2 separate regions of the Homo sapiens genome follow, and region 1 is linked to region 2. Evidence: read pairs that join two places in POLR2A ChIA-PET (ENCODE). Cell type or tissue: OCI-LY7. All regions are shown on one strand. Links, peaks and the distances in the headings refer to the core of each region. The heading gives the core; the rest is flanking DNA. Region 1 overlaps ERN1 (endoplasmic reticulum to nucleus signaling 1). Region 2 has its middle 21 kb from the start of PECAM1.

Region 1 (7,642 bases), core at 2,111-4,610, 320 kb before region 2:
ACGGATATTTCTGGAACACCCTGCTTTTGCTTTTCCGTTGGACTCTAGATGACCTCTGGCTTTACTGCCCTCCTCCACCTTGTTCTTTCTGACCCCATCTGACCACCCTTCTGACCCCCATAACGCAGCAATGGAAATCAGCTCTCTCTTCTGCACAACTAAGATATTACCACACAGTTAGAAAGTCCCCAAACCAGTCCCTTCTAAGTGTAACCCTAGCAGTGATTTTAAATGTTCTGGGTTGGTATTCAAAATACCTTTTGAAAGGTATTTAAGGACCCAAAGAGCAGAGATGAAGTCTCAAATGCTTTATAGTCTGTGTAATCCTCTACACACATGCACCCCCATTCCCCGCCGAGGAGGAAGAGGACTGACAACCCTGCTACTAGTAACTTTCTGTTGAGATGCGCCAAACACATCTCAGAAACAACTGTCAGATATCTGCTTCAGCTGGGTTCTCTGTTAAGTGCCATGCAGGATAAAGAAGGGAGCTTATGGTTTGAGTTACGAAGCTAATACACATGAACCACACATAACGAACTGCTAGAACATGGGGCATGCACCACAGGCTTTCCTAGGTGGGGACCGGAATACTCGGAGCAGAAAACCCTCATAAAGGCAGCCGGCCCCAAGCACAGGGATGACAAGACAACATGAGTGAAAAAATGTCACTGTGTTCACGGGACAGAGGACGCAGGCTCAGTAAGTGTGACATGTTCCTCCTGAGGAACAACACAAATGAAGCTGGACTGCAGGCAGTGACACCATGGGGAAGAAAGCCTTGAAAACTTTGTGATGTGGAATGTTGGTCACTAGAGTCCAACTGGAAGCCTCTGAGAAAAAGAGGAATGTGGGCCGGGCGCAGTGGCTCACGCCTGTAATCCCAGCACTTTGGGAGGCCAAGGTGGGTGGATCATGAGGTCAGGAGATCGAAACCATCCTGGCTAACATGGTGAAACCTTCTCTCTACTAAAAATACAAAAAATTAGCCGGGCATGGTGGCAGGCACGTGTAGTCCCAGCTACTCAGGAGGCTGAGGCAGGAGAATGGCGTGAACCTGGGAGGCAGAGCTTGCAGTGAGCCGAGATCGTGCCACTGCACCCCAGCCTGGGCAAAAGAGTGAGAATCCATCTCAAAAAAAAAAAAAAAAAAAAAAAAAAAGAGGAACGTGACACAGGGTGAGCATCCCAAATCCGAAAATCCAAAATCTGAAATGTTCCAAAATCTGAAGCCTGAGCGCCAACGTGATGTGCAAAGGAAATGCTCACTGGAACATTTTGGGTTTCAGATTTTCAGATTTGAGATGTTCAACTGGTAAATATAATGCAAATATTCCAAACCTAAAAAAATCCAAAATCAGAAACACTTCAGGTCCCAAGCATTTCGGGTAAGGGATATTCAACCTGTACAAGTCCTCTGAAGGCAAGTTAGACAGGCGGGCATTGAGGCACAAAATGAAGGGAAAAAGGGAGAAGGAATCACAAAGGTGCTGCAACAGATAGACCCGAGCCGGGGTGGAGGGGAGTCAGAAACAGACAGGAGGGAAAAGAGTGTCAGCAAAACTGAGCCCTGTCTAGATAAATGCAGTGGGAGAAAGGAACGATTTAAAGGTGACATGGAGATTTTAACCCTGGCTGACAGGTAACAGTGAAACTAGAAAGGCATAGTCTGAATGAGGTAAACAACTGCTATTTTCTCAAGAATGTGCTTAAGGTTCTAATACTGTTTTCTTATTAAAAAAAAAAATTACTGGCAGAAACAAAGCCATTCACCCTTCCTTAACTCAAACCTTCAGTCTCCCAAATATGTTTCATACATTCGAGTGGCCCAATTAGGGAGTACTTCTCCCCAGTGGCAGCTCATTCCTTCCCTCCAGAGAAAAAGCACTTCATTAACCTAAGCCATAAACTCCCATTAAAGCTGTTAGGTCCAAATTTTAAGACAGAAAGTCTCAAACATTCTTTACAGTTCAGCTTTCATGAGGAAAGCATTTTTTTTTAAAGACATCTAATCAAAAGCTCCTCAATTTCTAATCTCAGCAGAACTGGAAAAGGATGTAATAAGTTTTCTTTGGAGGTAACCTCCATAAGTCACGAAGTGTCACACTTGGCAAAGACGATCACATAGAAATGACCAAGTAATCCGGAAAACTGCCCATACTAAAAGCAGCTGAAGTCTACTGCGTTCTCATTTATCTCTACTTTGGCAGAAGTAACTCAGGCCAAAAAACACACTGAACGTTATAATCAATCATGAAGGCACTGAAGACAATTCAACACTACAGCCTGTGTCCAAATGCCTCTCAGGATGTCATAACTTCACAGAATTCATTCCTGAGTGATGGAGTGCCATCAAACCAGACACTCAAAAGTGAACAAAGGGACAGGTAACTAAGTCACAGACAAAATAAGGCACTTTATCCATGTACTTCAACAATCACAACCATATTCCAACACACACCAACCAATGCTGCAAAGACGACCCATCGGAGCTGAGATCCACGCTACTACGTGTGTGGCAGCTGCTAAGAGGAGCCATCCGAAATGAGAAATGCATTACTTTGAAGCAAGTCCCAAAAATAAGGGAAGAAAGTGAGTGGGGGTGCAGGTGAACAAGGCTAGATACAAACCAGTCCCTGTTGAAGCTGAGTGATGAGTACATGGGGGTTCTTTACATAATACTTCTACATTTGGATATGTTTTAAACCGTCTATGTTTAAAAGTAAAATACAAAAAAAGAAAGAACCAACACATTTCCAAGATGCTCAAAAGTAAAAACAGGTTTCTCTCACAGCCCCTTTCATAAAACTTAATTTTCAATCCTTCACAACAATGAAGAGGAAATAAACACCTTTCTTATACTTAAGCAGTGAGGGTAAAAAGGTAGATGATGCATATTGTAAGCCTAGAAAAGTCCTTGAGAGAAAACAGGTTAGATCTATTAACAAAACATCATCACTTTTCACAATTTCCCCTTCTCATGTTTCCATTGCACTTCTGAAGACAGATCTCCAACTCTTCCAGAGTCCCACACACTGCCTAAAGCAGGACAGAAAAACCAACTGCCAAAGGCCATGCAAAACTCAAGATCAGAAACCAGAACCGGAAACTGTCATGACTATGATACAAGCAACAAATGATTCATCCTGAGAAGGCAGTCAAGTCCCATTTGTTTCTCAGGACTCCCAAAAGACGTCCAGGCAGAAGAGTTCTGGGACCCGAGTCAGCATCAAGTGCCTTGGACATTTACTGAGCATCCTGGCTGCCCAGAGCCCCAGTAAGGAGGTAGAAATCCACTAGGAAGCAAATGAGAACAAAAATTTACAACACAAGCCAGAAGTGCCACAACAGAGGGTTCAGAAAAGCACCTCCAGAACCCAGAGAAAAAATGGGCTCACCCTGCTTGAGAAGCCAGGGAGGTAAATGGGGTCTTCACAGATGAACAGGAGCTTGTCTAACATTGCAGGCTGCTGGTAGAGAGGGAGCATGAGCAAAGGCCAGAGGTCTCCAAGGCCTGGTAAGGAGTTACATGGCTGCAAGTAGGGCACCTGCTGGGCAGGGGAGGGAGCCCAGGGAGTTGGGGCGGGGGGGCGGCGGTGAGAGACCACGAATGGCCTTGCACATGCACTAAGGAGCTTAGACTTGACCCTGTGGAGCAGCACTTCTCAAACTAGCAGTGGTGAAGGGCCAGTTGTTGAAACGGCCAACCCATCATGGATGATGCTCACGCTCCCTATTTATCCTTTCCTCATCATTCACAGGTAACACACCACACACACTGATGCAGGCACAACGCCACCACTATAGACAACACCAAGAGCATTTCAGCAGGCAGGGGTACAGCTAGGTCCAATTGGTCTTTTTGGGGGTGTATCTGAGGGCAGTGTGATGAGTGAACGAGAGGGCTAAGGTGCGGGGGGCATGGATGGTGGTCAGGAGGCTGCTGCATTCACCTAGGAAATAAGTGCCAAGAGCCTGGCTAAGGCACCAGCAATGGGGCCAGAGAGGAGTCAGGTTTGCAGGGTCCTTCCCAGTCTGCATGACAGGGCTTGGTGACCACTGGGCATCAAGGGGGAAGTAGCACAGCATCATTCTATTTTCTCTAGTTTCTATACTGCTTGGCCGTGATTCTGTCAGCACAGGGAGGAACTGTGGCAAGAGGCACATGTTTAGAAAGAGACACTCACGTGAGAATAAAATTGTCTTCAAATTTCAAATAACTTTGTTCTGACTCTTCCCTCCTAAGAAATCTCCAGTATTATGTCCTGTTTTGTTCACCTGCTGTATACTCAGAACCTGGAGTAGTATCTGGATAGCTTTATCATTTATCTAAATGTCCACTCAAGGGACATCTCCGGAGTCTGGGCCCAGCTGGCTAGGAGAGTAGTCATATTGCATATTTAGCAGATTTTCATGATTAGTAAAGAATGGTTCTAATTTGACCCAGCTCTTCATGCCTACTATTATTGGAAAGGAGACAGAAAAGAATAGAGCAGGGTTGCTATAGAATAACCTGTAATTTGATGGGGATTTGAGTGTTAAATATCAGCATTAACTAGTATTTTAAGGTGAGCTCAAGAAGCCCTACACCAGCCCTGGAAATACTAAAGAAAGTCCTCTCAACTCCATCAGGCCAAAGCAAGCTAATCTAAAACAAAACATGATGGCAACATTCTCAGTTTGCATTTCGTCTAAAAGTACAGAGATGAAATATATTCAACTCTATTCACTGGTGAGGTTTTAGAGAAAGACAGACTACAGCTACAAAATCAGTGCTTAGAAGGATGGCCCCTAAAGTAAAATGTCACAACCCAAATGAGTTCCAGAAAACAAAACGCATTTTCTCTATTACGTATAATTTGCCACTATGGTGTAAGAAACCACCATTTCTGGGAACTACAACACGTTTGGCTGAGGAACAAAAGCACCTGCCAAACCACCACAGAAAGCAAAAAAAAAAAGTAAATAAATACATAAAAATGTCCAGTTCATTGGCTCCTGAAAAAAGTAAACAGCCGAATGGAGTTGCAGGCCTCTATTCTGAAGAACCCCAGTTTGGTGAGTTAAAGGTATGTGTTTGCATCAGCAAGTTTATTCCATTCAGCTCTGAATCCCTCTTTGAGACTCAGACCCAAGCTTGTATCCTCTCTTGTCTGGACTAGTGCAGTACACCCCTGCCTGGCCTCCCAGTTTCTTCCTGGCCCCATCTGTTCAGTTTCAACACAGCACTTGTTGATCTTGTAAAGTGGAGGCCATGTGCCTTACTCTGCTCAGACTACTATAACAAAATACCATAGACTAGAGGGCTTGAACAACAGAAATTTATTTCTTATGGTTCTGGAAGCTGGAAGTCTGAGATTGGTTTCTGGTGAGGGCTCTCTTCTTGGCTTGCAGACGGCCACCTTCTCACCATGTCCTCACATGGTGGAGAGAGAATGAGCGAGCTCTGGTCTCTCCCTTCTCATAAGGACACTCATCCATCCTAAGGGCCCCATCTTCATGATTATCTCCCAAAGGCCCCATCTCAAAGTACCATCACACTGAGGGCCAGGGCTTCAGCTTATGAATGGCAGTGGAAGGATGACACAAATATTCAGTCCAGAACAACAGGGCATGTTGCTCCTTGCCTCAGGTTCCTCCAACGGCTGAGGAAAAGCCAATGTCCTCACACCAGCCACTAGGCCCTACACCAGTGGTATCCGTAGGGAGAGCACAGCTCCCCAGGGAATGCTTGAGAAATCGATGAAGGTATTTTCTGGTGGTCACAGAGACTAGCGGACTTTACAGGCACTAAGTGTGGGGGACCAGGGATGCTAGCGGTCCTGTACAACCAAGGATTGCCCTGCATCTGCATGCCACTCTGATGTCCTGCCAGACATTCTCATGGGCCAAAACCCTTTACTAATTATCCGAGGCTATAGCCTGTTTTACACATAAGCACAAATGTACTTTTTCATAATATACAGAATTTTCTTGGAACGTAACTACTGTGTAAGGCAGGTAAGGCTGTACTTCTTTTGTTTGAAACACTACCAAGAACAGTTCACCGTCCTGGAAATCCAGTTGCCGTGGCTATGGTGGTAAACTATCCTGCACTTGTCTCCATCTGCATCAACAGGCACAGCATTTGTTCCTGGGGGGAGTGTCAGCGTGTGTCCGAGCATTTACATGCTATATCTATGTGATTAAAAAAATACTTTCCTATTATTTGTTTTAGATTACCAGTTCGGTAATATGTTTATTTCTTTTTGAAACTGTGTATACGTAGTTTACTGACTATAAATTTTGTTTCAGTAAGCAACTTTATAGTACATGTGAAGTAAAGGAAGCGCTGGGTCCCTCCTGCCCTGTATGACTGGCCCATCTCTCTCTGAGCTGATCTCCTCCCGCCACATCAACTCTGTGCTCCTCCTCTACCGTGCCAGGGACACTCCCATCCTTTCTTTTTTTTTTTTTTTTTAAGGACACTCCACCTTTGACCCGCTATGCCGGCTGTCTACAAGACTCCCTTGCCTCCTTGAGCTCTTGCTCAAATGACACCTTCTCCGTGGAGCCCTCCCTGTTTAAAACTGCAGACTCCCACCCCAACCTGGTACTGCCCATTCCATGTCCCCACTTCATTTTTTCTTCAAACCTCTCGTCACTACTAAGTAACTGATTTCCTGTTTTCCCACTAGAATGAAAGCTTTATGATAAAAGGGTTTGCCTGTTTTGTTCACTTGCTGTATCCTCAGGACCTAGAGTAGCATCTGGATACCTTTATCATTTATCTATATTTAACAATTTAGAAAAATGTTGAAATCTTCAGTTATAACCACAAGATTAAACTGAAAACTCAGGGTATCTGCACATTACCATCTTTAATCTTTGTATAGAAATATAAGTCAAGGCCACTGGTATCCAGGGCTGAACTAAAACATGCCAGTTTATTCTTAGAAAAACAGATCATCATGAATACTACTGGAAATTATTAGGCTGGGCACAGTGGCTCACATCTTTAATCCCAGCACTTTGAGAGGCAGATCACTTGAGGCCAGGAGTTTGAGACCACCCTGGCCAACATGGTGAAACTCCATCTCTACTGAAAATACAAAAATTAGCCAGGCATAGTGGCGCATGCCTGTAATCCAAGCTACTCAAGAGGCTGAGGCATGAGAATCACTTCAACCTAAGAGGCAAAGGTTTCAGTGAGCCAAGATCGCACCATTGCACTCCAGCCTGGGCAACAGAGGGAAACTCTGTCTCAAAAAAAGAAAAGAAAAGAAAAGAAATTATTAGACCTTAATTGGATTTATCTAATTCTTCTTTAAGTGTCTTGTAACTCCTCCTCCCTAGTCAGTCACTAGATTCTACTGATTCTATTTCTGGCTTGCCTCTCACCCTTCCCATCCCTCCTCCCTTTCCAGGTCTGCTTCCTGTTTCTAGTCATCCCACACACAGCTGCTAGAGTCATCGAAAAGCGAGCACCTGTTGAGTCACTCACCTGTTCAATCACATTAACAGCTCCCAATTTCCTGTTCAGTCAGATACAAATGCCTAAGTGCTCCATCCAGTAAGGCTCAACATCCCCTTGTAATCCTCCCTCCCTCTACCTGGAAACGCTAAGCTCCTGCTAAACGGGATAAGCTCCTGCACCCTAGACC
Region 2 (7,642 bases), core at 2,594-5,093:
TCATTGTCTTTGAGATATCTTATAATTTTCCAGGTTGTCCAGAGAAATGCAAGTTGTGACCAGTGGGGATGATGCAGTTGATAATTCCCCTAATGATATTGAGCAATTTTGCATCTTTTGTTTTGAGGCGGAGTTTCGCTCTTGTCCAGGCTGGAGTGCAATGGCACAATCTCGGCTCACTGCAACCTCCGCCTCCTGGGTTCAAGTGATTCTCATGCCTCAGCCTCCCGAGTAGCTGGGAGTACAGGCATGCACCACCACGCCCAGCTAATTTTGTATGTTTTGGTAGAGACGGGGTTTCTTCATGTTGGTCAGGCTGGTCTCAAACTCCCGACCTCAGGTGATCCACCCGCCTCAGCCTCCCAAAGTGCTGGGATTATAGCCGTGAGCCACCGCACCCAACCAGTTTTACATCTTTTAAGCCAACTCATTTTAGCATCCCTGATGGTAGATATCTGCATATCTAATGATCAATTGGTCAATCAATCTAATCATATATACATATCCTCTTTGATTCTCCTTTGAGTAAGTTATAGCATTTCACTGGTTCACTCATTAATTGATAAGTTAAATAAAATATTTGACACATGTTCATATTATATTTGCATGAGAGTTATGATTTTACTCCTAAAAATTATAAGACTCCGCTATGGAGCTTTTATTTAAATAATAATAACTAATATTTATTGAGTGCTTACATATTTCTCACGTTTCCTTTAATCCTATGAGTCAGTTACTGTTATTACCCTCTTTTTACAAGAGAGAAACAAGACTCTCAGAGAGGTTAGTACTCTTGTCCACGATCCCACAGCTGAAGTGGTGATGCTGGCTGCCTGCCTTCAGCCCTGAGCCCTAATTCCTCACACAGGGCCTCTGGAAGAAAAACATTTCAGGGCCCGGTGCGGTGGCTCACACCTGTAATCCCAGCACTTTGAGAGGCCAAGGCAGGTGGATCGCCTGAGGTCAGGAGTTTGAGACTAGCCTGGCTAACATGATGAAACCCCATCTCTACTAAAAATACAAAAAATTAGCTGAGCATAGTGGTGCACGCCTGTAATCCCAGCTACTCGGGAGGCTGAAGCAGGAGAATTGCTTGAACCCGGGAGGCAGAGGTGAGCCGAGATCACGCCATCGCACACAAGCCTGGGTGACAGAGTGAGACTCTGTCTCAAAAAAAAAAAAAAACACAAAACAGAAAGAAAAACATTTCAGGACTTCTTGAAATACTCCACAATAGAAAAATCTTTGGTCTAGAACAAAGATGGAAGGGATCAAAGTCTGAAACAGTTGAAATACACTGAATGTAACATATGTATTCACCAAGGTTATGCAAGGATGTAATCCTTCACCTTGTTCTATACCACTGTCTCCATGTTTCCTGTTTCTTTAGAGCTTCATTACCTGATTAAACACAATTGAAATAAATAGATACGTAAAAATCAAAAAGGCAGCCAAGTTGGGGTATGAGAATATGCACAGGAAATGGTGCTTCTAGACAGAAATGAGATTCATGTGATTTAGGACCACGTCAGGAGCCTGTGTAAACATTCCTAATACTCAGAATGTGAGAACACATCTGGGCTTGTGGATGAATACCTCCCAAATGTCAAGGACGTGCTTTAATTAGAGCTTTTTAAAAATGGACCAGTTGCAGCCAGCGCTATGGCTGGTGACTGTAATCCCAGCATTTTGGGAAGCTGAGGCGGGAGGATCACTTGAGCCCAGGAGTTCGAGACCCCCCTGGACAACATAGTGAGACACCCCATCTCTACATGAATTTTGTTTTTTAATTAGCCAGGCATGGGGGTACATGCTTGTGGTCCCAGCTACTCGGGAGGCTGAGGTGGGAGGATTGCTTGAGTCGGGAGGTGGAGGCTACTGTGAGCCATGATTGGGCCATGGCACTCCATCCTGAGCAACAGAGCGAGACCCTGTCTCAAAAACAAAACAAACAAATAAACAAAACCCAGAAAACTTGGTTGTGATGGTGTACTGTAGCTTTGCAAAATGTTACCATTAGGGGAAACTGGCACATATCTCTGTATTATTTACTGCAAATGCATGCAAATGTACTATTATCTCAATAAAAATATTTCTATTTAAAAAATAGGGCTGGATGCCATGGCTCACACCTGTAATCCCAGCACTTTTGGAGGCTGAGGCAGGAGGATCACTTGAGGTCAGGAGTTGGAGACCAGCCTTGCCAACATGGTGAAACCCTGTCTCTACTAAAAACACAAAAATTAGCCAGGTGTGGTGGCACGTGCCGTGGGCCCAGCTACTCAGGAGGCTGAGGCAGGAGAATTCGCTTGAACCCGGGAGGTGGAGGTCGCAGTGAGCCGAGATTGCACCACTGCACTCCAGCCTGGGCAATAGACCGAGATTTAGTCTCAAAAAAAACAAAACAAAACAAAACAGAAAACCTTGAATTTTCACATTGCTCTTTAGAATGTGGAAGGAACCTGGAAATTTTCTCTGAGGGTGAGAGGGAGAAAATATGCTCCCAATAAGGGGAAATTCTAAACGGAAAACAAACAGGAACATTTTGCACCTAGAAAAGATCTTGTATATTCAGGGAGGTAAAGGGGATTTCTGCAAATCATTGTGAGATGCATTGACAAGCCTCAGCTCCTAAATGAAATGTTTTTCTCCCAGGTCGTTTGAAGGCCAGTTTCCCCAGAAAGCTACTCTTAGATGAACCTCTCTTAAGAGAGAGATGGGCAAGTAGGAGGTGCTCTTAGCTCCCTCTCTCCCATCCCCCATAGGATGAGGCTACAGAGGAATCCCTTAGGTCAACTTACAGAGAAGGACCCTGAGGCCCTGAGGTTGGCCATGTCTTGTCTGTGTGGCCAGCAAGGGGACTGCTGGGCCTGGCAGTGTCTCAGGACTTCCTGGCCAGGGAGCTTCCTTTGTTGTCTCTGGAATCCCCCCTTGCCCTGTGTCCTTGAGTCTAGGACCTGGCACAGGTACATGTGATGCCATGCCCAGGGTGCTGTAATCCAGGCACTGGCCTCTAAGGAATGGTTACGGAGGGCCAGACCAAGTCCAGCAGAGCCAGCTCTCACCAGGCCTGTGCAGTGGGTGAGCATATGTGATGGGAGGACATATGCAGTGGGTGGGCATATGTAGTGAGTGGGTATACGTAGTGAGTGGGTATATGTAGTGAGTGGGTATATGTAGTGGATGGGCATATGCAGTGAGTGGGTATATGCGGTGGGTGGGCATATGCAGTGGATGGGTATATGCAGTGGATAGGCATGTGTAATGGGCAAGCATATGCAATGGGTGGGCATATGCAGGGGTTGGGTATATGCAGTGGATAGGCACACGCACTAGGTGGGAATGTCATGGGTGGGCATATGTCATGGGTGGGCACATGAAATGGACAGGCATATGTCATGAGTGGGCATATGCAGTGAGTGGGCACATGCAGTGGATGGGCATGTGCAGTGGGTGGGCATATGCAGTGGGTGGGCATGTGCAGTGGGTGGGCATGTGCAGTGGGTGGGCATATGCTGTGGGTGGGCATACGCAGTGGATGGGCATGTGCAGTGGATGGGCATGTGCAGTGGGTGGGCATACGCAGTGGGTGGGCATACACAGTGGGTGGGCATGTGCAGTGGGTGGGCATGTGCAGGGGGTGGGCATACGCAGTGGGTGGGCATACGCAGTGGGTGGGCATATGCAGTGGGTGGGCATATGCAGTGGGTGGGCATATGTGATGGGTAGGCATATGCAGTGAGTGGGCAAATGCAGTGGGTGGGCATATGTCATGGGTGGGCATATGCAGGGCTGGGCACCTGCAGCAAGTGGGTTGTCGCGGGAGACTTTGCCCACACTAAGAGACTCTGAGTTTCAGTTTTCTGCCGCCTAACATGATATACTTGCGACTGCCTGTAAATCCATTTTTAACCCCCAACTAGGGAAGCTGAAGGAAGAGGAACAGCAGGGCCACCAGCTCAGCCCGGTGGCTGCATTGTTCTCCCCTGACATTGTTCTCAGGCCGGCTCTGCTTACCCAGAAGGCCCCCGTAACCCCTGGGGAATCCGATGAGATTGTTTTTCCCAAGACTGGGCTCTTCAGGTGTGAGCTGCAGTTCTTGGGCCACGTAGGTTACTGTGGCATTTCTGCAGCAGGAAAGAGGAAGGAACTTCTGATCTGTGGGGCAACGGCATCAACAATGTGCACCCCCACCAGCCGGCAGCGCGAAGAGGAAAGGAGCTCAGTTTCCATAGTGATAAATCACGAGGAAGGGAGCCTGGAGGGAGCCGGCAGTAAGACTTCTCCCTTCCCCTGGCTCCCTGCAAACGCATTCCCAATGCCAGAGTCAGTTAGCCGCCTGGCGCCTCTCCAGACTGAGCCCCCAGAACCGCAGGTAGAGGAAGACGGAAGGGGCTCTGCCAGATGGAAAACAAATTCCCAGCTCCTCTTCAATGTGTCAGTAAGGCATGGGTGCCCGAGCGGATGCGTCGGGGCCCAGGGCTGTGCCACACCTGGGTGGCCACCACATGCGAAGCTCTCGATGCATGCCACCTACATTATTCCATTCCATTCTCTTCTATTACGCCCTACACACGACTGTGTTCTATTAAATGAGCCCACAGCACAGGTGCTATTAGCCCTTTTATCACAGAAGAACAAACAGGCCTTGTGAGGGAGAGAGATGCACCAGAGACAATTCACCAAGTTAACAATAGCTCCTGAAGGTCTCAAGGCTCTCTTCTGAGATTCTTTCTCTTGCCAAAATCAGACTATTTTCCCCAAAGAAAACATTTGAGTTTTTTTGAAATGTTCTGGGAAGTCGTTTATCCCAAACGTCATCAGCCACTCTTTATGCAGGCCACGGTCTCTTGCCTGTAACCCTTGCATGTGCTGTTCCTTCTGCTTGAAATGCTGTTCCCTGCTTCCTTGGTCAGCTAACTCCTCAGGGTACTTGTCTCATCCCTCCTTCCCAGTAGCTCAGATGCCTTGCTTTCTGGGCTCCCACAGAACTTACACCATATTATGAAGCAACACAGAGTAATAGTAGGAGAAAAGGCTCTTCTAGGCCCAGACTAGCTGTGTGACCTCAGGGGATTTGCTTAACTTCTCTGAGCCTTGATTTCTTCATAGGCAAGATGGAGAGAATGCGAGCATCTGCCTCACAGTGTGTCTGTGAGGATTGGACATTAACATATGTAAAGCTCTTAGAAAATGCTTGCCTGCGGTTAATGCTCTAGAAACATTAGTCACTAAAGAATTAAGTTCTTAAAGCAAGAGCCATTCTTCATGGATATCTCTAGATCTAGAGGCTTAGGCCCAACTGGGTATGGAGCAAATGTCACTCTGGATTCGTGGGAGACTATTTTCCAGCTACACTTTAGGCAACAGGCACGGTGCTAGGCACCTTGATTCATAAGATTTAATTTAGTTAAGTCATTCCAGGACTGGTCTCAGATAGCCCAGGACCAGCATTTTGTCACTGTAGCCTGCAGCATTCTCGAATGGCCCTCTGATCACCTGATATCCCCTCCAGACTTCCTGCCCTGCCCAGGCCTGAAAAGAGTCCCCACACTCAGTGACAGGTGAAGAGGCCCTCAGCCTTGCCACAACAGGGGTTACCCATGTGGTCTGTAAACACCAAGAGATTTAAATAATGGACATACCTGCATCCCAGGGGCCACTCAGACGGCAAAAGACAAACCCCACCTTGGGCAGCCACTCTCCTCCATGGTTCCACTTGAAAAAATGAAATGAAACTCTTCATGCAAATACTCGGGTGCTAAACAGTTATGTAACAGCCAAGTCTCTCCACTTAAAAATACAGTCTTCTCCAAATCTATAGAGACAGGATGCCGACCAGAGGTTGCCTGGGACTTGGAGAGGGATCGGAGGACGACTGCCATTGGGCAAGAGGGAACTTTTGGGGGTGAAGAAAATGTGCTCAACTGGATCGTGGTGATGCTTGTACAACTCTGTCTTCACAAATTGTAGGGTTCCCGAATTTCGTCAATAAAGATACAGGATGCCCATTTAAATTTCAGATAAGCAATAAATACTATTTTTAATATAAGTATGTCTCAGATGGGACATCCTTGCATATTGCATGGGATATACTTACACTAAGAAAGTATTTGCTGGGCTGGGCGCAGTGGCTCACGCCTGTAATCCCAGCACTTCGGGAGGCTGAGGCAGGTGGATCACCTGAGGTTGGGAGTTCGAGACCAGCCTGTCCAACATGGAGAAACCCTGTCTCTACTAAAAATACAAAATTAGCTGGGTATGGTGGCACATGCCTGCAATCCCAGCTACTCGGGAGGCTGAGGCAGGAGAATCGCTTGAACCCGGGAGGCGGAGGTTGCAGTGGGCCAAGATTGCGCCATTGCACTCCAGCCTGGGCAACAAGGGCGAAACTCCATCTCAAAAAAAGAAAAGAAAAGAAAAGAAAACATTTGCTGTTTACCGGCGCGATCTCGGCTCACTGCAGCCTCCGCCTCCCTGGTTCAAGCGATTCTCCTGCCTCCGTCTCCCAAGTAGTTGGAATTACAGGTGCGCGATCTCAGCTCACTGCAGCTTCCGCCTCCCTGGTTCAAGCGATTGTCCTGCCTCAGTCTCCCAAGTAGTTGGAATTACAGGTACGCAACACAAACCCAGCTAATTTTTGTATGTTTAGTAGGGGCGGGGGTTTCACCACTTTGGCCAGGCTGGTCTCGAACTCCTGACCTCAACTGATCTGCCTGCCTAGGCCTCCCAAAGTGCTGGGATTACAGGTGTGAGCCACTGTGCCCAGCCTGGAATTCACATTTAACTGGATATCCTGTATTTTATGTGCAAGCCTAACTAAGAGACCCTGAATTAATTGTACACTTATAATGGGTGAGTTTTATGGTAGGTAAAGCTGTTAAATTTAGCACAATGCCTAGAATAATATTGTTGCTTAAAAAAACACAGCTTTGGCTGGGCAGGGTGGCTCACACCTGTAATCCCAGCACTTTGGGAGGCCAAGGCAGGTGGATCGCCTAAGGTCAGGAGTTCAAGACCAGCCTGGCCAACATGGTAAAACCCCATCTGTACTAAAAATACAAAAAAAATTAGCCGGGCCTGGTGGCAGGTGCCTGTAATCCCAGCTACTAGGGAGGCTGAGGCAGGAGAATTGCTTGAACCCGGGAGGTAGAGGTTGCAGTGAGCTAACATCACACCACTGCACTCCAGCCTGGGTAGCAAGAGCAAAACTCCATCTCAAAGAAAACAAAAACAAACAAACAAAAAAACCCCCAGCTTTACCTTCCATGCACTTCCTCCCCACTGTCACCTCTAGCAAAATACAACTGCAAAAACCATCCCACCTTCCCAGGAACCCATAGAAGCCACCAAGGTAGGAAATACGTTTTTTTTTTTTTGAGATGGAATTTCGCTCTTGTTGCCCAGGCTGGAGTGCAATGGTGCGATCTCCACTCGCTGCAACCTCCGCCTCCCAGGTTCAAGTGATTCTCCTGCCTCAGCCTCCGCGAGTAGCTGGAATTACAGGCATGGGCCACCATGCCCGGCTCATTTTGTATTTTTAGTAGGGACAGTGTTTCTCCATGTTGGACAGGCTGGTCTTGAACTCCCAACCTCAGATGATCCACCCGCCTTGGCCTCCCAAAGTGCTGGGATTACAGGC

What was found. Peaks named below come from ENCODE experiments on the same cell type or tissue, not always from the same donor. Only the 100,000 strongest peaks of a DNase experiment are listed, where the experiment ranks them.
Region 1: POLR2A ChIA-PET joins it to region 2 with 11 read pairs; 1 of 35 experiments calls an interaction of 5 or more read pairs at or near these places.

The regions. Positions count from the first base shown.
Region 1 is chr17:64,088,185-64,095,826 of GRCh38, forward strand. All of the region lies in intron 2 of ERN1 (endoplasmic reticulum to nucleus signaling 1), which reads right to left. Among named protein-coding and RNA genes, the nearest start is that of ERN1, 38 kb to the right of the region's middle. In OCI-LY7, for the core only: no CTCF peak of the experiment used is centred there; a DNase peak (open chromatin) is centred at 3,097; H3K4me3 peaks cover 556 bases; H3K27ac peaks cover 981 bases.
Region 2 is chr17:64,408,069-64,415,710 of GRCh38, forward strand. No RefSeq gene overlaps it. Among named protein-coding and RNA genes, the nearest start is that of PECAM1, 21 kb to the left of the region's middle. In OCI-LY7, for the core only: no CTCF peak of the experiment used is centred there; DNase peaks (open chromatin) are centred at 4,053 and 4,553; H3K4me3 peaks cover 1,808 bases; H3K27ac peaks cover 2,069 bases.